2 separate regions of the Homo sapiens genome follow, and region 1 is linked to region 2. A link is a loop called in an ENCODE intact Hi-C map of the cell type or tissue named here. Cell type or tissue: IMR-90. All regions are shown on one strand. Links, peaks and the distances in the headings refer to the core of each region. The heading gives the core; the rest is flanking DNA. Region 1 has its middle 57 kb from the start of TNFSF18. Region 2 has its middle 140 kb from the start of TNFSF18.

Region 1 (2,928 bases), core at 245-2,744, 84 kb after region 2:
AATGATGTTAATGATTGAGATCCTAGTCTTAAGTCAGATTTTCCCTTTGCTTAACAGTCTAAACAACTAAACATGTTTATCCATTACATAGAATCCCTAAGCTCCACTAAAATGGCAAACTCCAACTCCTTCCCTATGCTATCCCAGTTTGGTCTGGAAGGCAAGCTGAGTAAAACTTTAGGATAGTAAATATGGCTATAGGTAATCAAATTAGCAGCCTTCAGCTTCTTTCTTATGGCATGTATTGGTTCTGAAAAGATGTTTCTGATGTGTCTCTCCTTTGCCACCACTTCACTGACCAAAAAAAAAAAAAAAAAAAAAAAAATCCTGTAAAAAAGATTGTATATGGAAAAGCATGTGCATTAAAAAGAAAAATGGAGGCATGTCCAGTCTTCCCTCTGCCTGGATTATTCTCAACCATCCCCCAGCTGCCCCACAACACAGTCACAAGCGGAATCTCTACCCATTTTTCCAAAGTTAATTCAAATTTTTTCCCTTATATTACATTATATAAAGCTTTTCTAGAAATTCTACACCAGACAAAGCTACTCTGTATCTCTACCTCCATCACAGCATTTACATTCTATATTGAAATTATTTCTTGGTATGTTTGCCTTCATGAAGCTAATTAAGACTTCATGAGTCTTAATTAGCTCTGTAGACTGATCATCTACCATAGTGTTTGGCATTCAACAGATGCTCAATTAACATTTTTGAGTGATAGATTGATTTCACACCTTTACTTTCAACCTTAAGAGCAATAAGGCTCGAGGCATGTTCTCAGGATTTCATAGTTGAACTTATATTACAAAAAGTTCCCTCCTATTGTCATCGCTTTGTCCAAGAGAAGGTACAGAATACAATTTAAAATTCTATCTGGAACTCTACCACTATACATTAGTATCCTCTATAGCACCATAGAAAACTGTTCCTGCTTAGCAGTTATTGGGAGGCTGAGAGTAATGAGTTCTGAGTGGCCCTCCAGTCACTAAAAAACAAAAATTCATATTAACAACCTTTGTTCATGAAAGTAGCATGTTTTGAGTTGTTTCACCATTAGTGAGATTGGTTTGACTTAATGGAGGGAATTTATAGAGCAATTGGCTGGAATAAGGCAGAAGTCAAAAGGCAAAGACATTTCACTTATTGGGTGATGTTCTCTTCCTCCATTGTTTCCCATAGATAAAACCAAGAACTAGATGGTTCAGGTGTATTTTAGCATGGCACTAATGAGGTCAAAATCAAAACTTGGGGCCCTTTAAAAGTTTTTGTTTGTTTCCTGACTGCTGCCAACCATTGTTCTATTAGAGATTGTCATTTCCATCAACTATTTGCTAAGTTAGCACCTACATAAGCCAGGTGCTTAATAACACAAATAGCTATATACCATGACCCTGCCCCTGTCAAAGCTGAGAAGTCTATGAGAAAGACTGAGGAATGCATAGAACATGCTACTCTCTGCTTTCAGAGATGGTCCTCCAGATTTCTTTTGACAATACCCAGGATCCAATTTTCCAGTATTGCCAGATTCCACTTTGTGATATTGAGGTTGCAGAAAGAATCCCACAGATCGTTAGGATTCCAGTAATTCTGAGGATAAAGCTCAACATTTAGATTCTTGAAGGCTAAGGAATGTCTTCCCATAGTCACACAATGAGTCAAAAACATACTTGGAATTTGAAGTCTCCTCCCTTGACTCTTCTTTCTACCAGTTCACGCTGCTGCTAACTGTGATCTTATATCATCAAAACTCTTCAGCTCTTCTAACAGGTGCATCCACACTAACAAATTTGGCCATAGTTTTTTTGTTGTTTTCTTTTCCTGTTTCCATCCCATTCTTTTTTCTCTTTTAATTTTAGGTAAAGCAGATTTGTATGTTGTCAGCCAAATTATGATAAATCCTCATAAAAAAGTCTATCTGATTCACAAGTTCAGCAAAAAAAAATCTAATAAATGTACTCACAACCTTACTATGGCAATATTCTCTAATATTCATGACTTACTGATATACATATTGTACTTAACACATTACAGAATACTTTCACAGATCTCACTTGAAAACCTCACATAGCCCTTTGTGGGGAAGGCCAAAGCAGCATTAATGCTCTGCATTTTTCAAGAGATTAAATGTATGTGAAGAGTTTCGTGACTGAAGATCTAAGATCACACAAGTTATATTTGGCAAATCCAAGTCCATCCAATTAATGCACTTCCCAGAACAACCTTCTTTAAATGGAATTTGAATTTATTAGGCAAAACTAAATTTGCTTATATATCACACAAAACCCCCCTCACTGTCCAGATAATAAAGTCCAAAATCCTTAACATAGTTTTAACATTCATGTAACTTTTATGGTCAGAGTAATGAAAATTTGATTCAGAGTGACTCCAGTAGAAACAAATCATGTGACTTGAATGTCCATGGATTAACCAAAAACTTCAGGCACAGGGATCAAGTAGTGTCACCAAGCCTTCACCTTTCCCTTTCTCTTGCTCTCTCTCACTCCATTCTTGAATTCTGCTTTCCTCTGTGTGTTTGCCTTATTTGGCCAAAAACTTTAGGCCAGGGAAGGTAACTACTTATAACAATTTATATAATTCGAGATTCCAAAGGAAGAAAGATCTGGTATCCCAAGGCTCCAACAGGCCTAGTTTGGGTTACATGCCTTAAACTAATCAGTATGACAAGGAGGCTATAACCCTAGGTGAGGCACCTATAACCCTAGGTGAGGCACCTTTAGTCATTACCTTCCCTATGAGATTGAACAAAGAAAAGGCTAACCAAGGTTACAAGGAGTTGGAATATGTGGTTTCCCAAAGAAAACCAGGGTTATATTATCCCTTGAAGGGGGAAGAGATACTGGTGAGACTAAAAAAAAAAAAAGTACACTACCCATGGCATATACATCTTACCCTGATTGTCTTGAC
Region 2 (2,928 bases), core at 301-2,800:
ATAGTTGCAACCATCTGATCTTCAACAAAGTGACAAAAACAAGCAATGGAGAAAAGACTCCCTATTCAATAAATAGTGCTGGGATAACTGACTAGCCATATGCGGAAGATTGAAACTGAACCCCTTCCTTATACCATATACAAAAATCAACTCAAGATGAATTAAATACTTAAATAGAAAACCCAGAACTATAAAAACCCTGAACAATACCATTCTGAACATAGGAATGGGCAAAGATTTCATGACGAAGATGCCAAAAGCAATTGTAACAAAAGCAAAAATTGACAAATGGGATCTAATTAAACTAAAGAGCTTCTGCACAGCAAAAGAAACTGCTGAGCGAACAGACAACCTACAGAATGGGAGAAAATTTTAGGAAACTATGCATTGGACAAAGGCCTAATAACCAACATCTACAAGGAACTTAAACTTACAGGAAGAAAACAAACAACCCCATAAAAAGTGGGCAAAGAACATGAACAGACACATTTCAAAAGAAGACATACATGCAGCTAGAAAGCCTACGAAAAAAGCTCAATATCACCGATCATTAGATAAATGCAAATCAAAACCACAATGAGATACCATCTTACATCAGTCAAAATGGCTATTATTAAAAAGTCAAAAAATTACAGGTGCTGGTGAGGTTGTGGGAAAAAGGAACATGTATACACTGTTGGTGATGGTGGGAATGTAAATTAGTTCAACCATCGTGGAAAGCAGTGTGGCAATTCCTCAAAGAGCTAAAAACAGAACTACTATTTGACCCAGCAATCCCATTACTGGGTATATACCCAAAGGAATATAAATCGTTCTGTCATAAAGATAGCAATATTGTTAAAGCTACTCACTGAAGATTAGCAAAACTGTTAATTCAAGCCAAGAGTCGTTACTCATAAAAATTTAAGTAGCTTTTACTTGCTGCATGTTGGAAAGGCCAAGACTCAAGAATCCAGACTTTTTGGGCAGAATAGGTCCAAACCCCACATACTAAAAAAAAGGTTGGTGGGGAGGGGACAAGTGTGAGGTAAAAGAGCATGTGGCACTCTGGACCTTTAGGATTAAAGAAAATAACCAACCCAGGGGTCTAGTGAGGAGTGCATTTGCCAGAGCTGCAAGCAGGATTACTATGGTTTATACCAAAACCTCAAATACAGTACCTCCCTTCCTGGACTTTCATGGAAACTCCCTCTTATCATTCTTGGTCCTTGTTTTACTTATATACTTACATTCAAAAAGATTTTAAGAAGCAGAGGTAATCATTTCCTCCCTCTTTTCGCATTTTTTCCTTGGATGACTAAGCTCTCATTCCACACCAAAGAGGATGTTTATTCCAAAGCTGCTTGTGGTATAGGATAGGCTCCGAGACTATCCCACGTACACAGGATAGGCTCCAAGACTATCCCACATACATCTGTGCAAAGGGTAGCTCAGCTGACCAGTTGGCCAGGACAGGGCTACAGCTATCATTGGAAAACACTGAGAGGCATACCTATTCCATACAGTACTGAGAGGGGCCGTGGACAGCTGGGGACTGAGTCTTTCTGCTTCTCAGCCCAGATTATCATCAGCCTGGACTCTGAGCAATGCTGTGAGAGTGAGAATGCTAAAAACACCCAACACCTCTGCTGCTTTTATTCCTTTAGTATAAAGTCTAATCATCAACCGAGCGGAGGCTACATGTTGTGAATTCGTATCTAGGCACATATCTCTTCTGTTGCATCATAGTTAACTGCATCCAAAGAAGGGACTGTTACCTGTTACGCTCTGGAGGAGCAGATGTGGTTCCGGCCTCTCAGCTGAAACAAAAGTAAACCAGCTAATGACTAATACTGTCCACTTGCTTCCTTTGTTTCTCCCCATTCGGACCCTCATATCGGATACTCACTCATTTTATTCATCTTCTTAGCACTGTTTATGCTGGTTTTGCTTACTTCCCAGACTGCCAACTTCCCTCAGTTTCTGTTACAAATTAATCTAAATCCCATTTATCTTCCAAACTTATATGACTCCTAGTTTATGATGGGGTTTTGTTTATTTGTTTGCCTGTTTCTGCTGAATTTTTAAACATGTATTAATTTTTAAGGTAGTCAAACATTTTAATCTTTGTCTTTAGGTTTCTGGACTTTTAATTTTGTTTAGAAAGGTCATCTGTAAAATAAAATTAACCTTTATTTCCTTCTGCACCAGGAATTTATTTTGATATAAGGGGTGAGGTAGCCATCTAGCTTTTTTGTTTTTGATTTCTACAAATGGCTACCTAATTATACCAACATCATTTACTGATTCTAATACCACTTTTTATTTTATGCTAATTTCCCATGTATATTTGGATATGTCTCCAAATTCTCAAGGCTATTCGGTAGATCTGTCTGCCTCTACCAGCACCAAATAGTTTTCATTATTCTGGCTAAATTCATTCTTTTATGTCTTTGTTCAGTGTATTTATTGAGTGCCTACTGTATAACTGGCGTTCCTCTGTGTGCTGGTAATACGAGAGAGACATGATATATTGTAGTAGCTAGGAGTACCACTCATCCATCCCTCATTGTGTGGATTCTTCCTGTTGATCACTTTTTTTGTGTATTTTTATATAATTATTATTATTATCAGTTTGTCATATCATAGAAAATCTTCCTGGTATGTTTATCAGGATTGCTTTAACATTCTGCCTTAATATAGAGAGAATTGATATCATTTAAATATTGCATATTCCTATCCAAAAAGAAAACGGTTATTTTCCATTGTTTCCAGATTCCTTGTATCTTCCTGGGTAGAATTTAAAGCTTTCTTTAGATAGGTCCTGCATATTTTTTTGCTAAGCCTGTTTCTTTTTTTTTTAAATTTTATTATTATTATACTTTAAGTTTTAGGGTACGTGTGCACAACATGCAGGTTTGTTACATATGTATACATGTGCCATGTTGG

The links. Hi-C counts contacts between places; a loop is a spot of excess contacts. Peaks named below come from ENCODE experiments on the same cell type or tissue, not always from the same donor. Only the 100,000 strongest peaks of a DNase experiment are listed, where the experiment ranks them.
Region 1: a loop joins it to region 2, with 10 times the contacts of the local background. A loop is called at or near these places in 2 of 110 quality-filtered maps.

Annotation. Positions count from the first base shown.
Region 1 is chr1:172,992,243-172,995,170 of GRCh38, forward strand. No RefSeq gene overlaps it. Among named protein-coding and RNA genes, the nearest start is that of TNFSF18, 57 kb to the right of the region's middle. In IMR-90, for the core only: no CTCF peak of the experiment used is centred there; a DNase peak (open chromatin) is centred at 1,649.
Region 2 is chr1:172,908,378-172,911,305 of GRCh38, forward strand. No RefSeq gene overlaps it. Among named protein-coding and RNA genes, the nearest start is that of TNFSF18, 140 kb to the right of the region's middle. In IMR-90, for the core only: no CTCF peak of the experiment used is centred there; a DNase peak (open chromatin) is centred at 1,354; H3K4me3 peaks cover 472 bases; H3K27ac peaks cover 1,703 bases.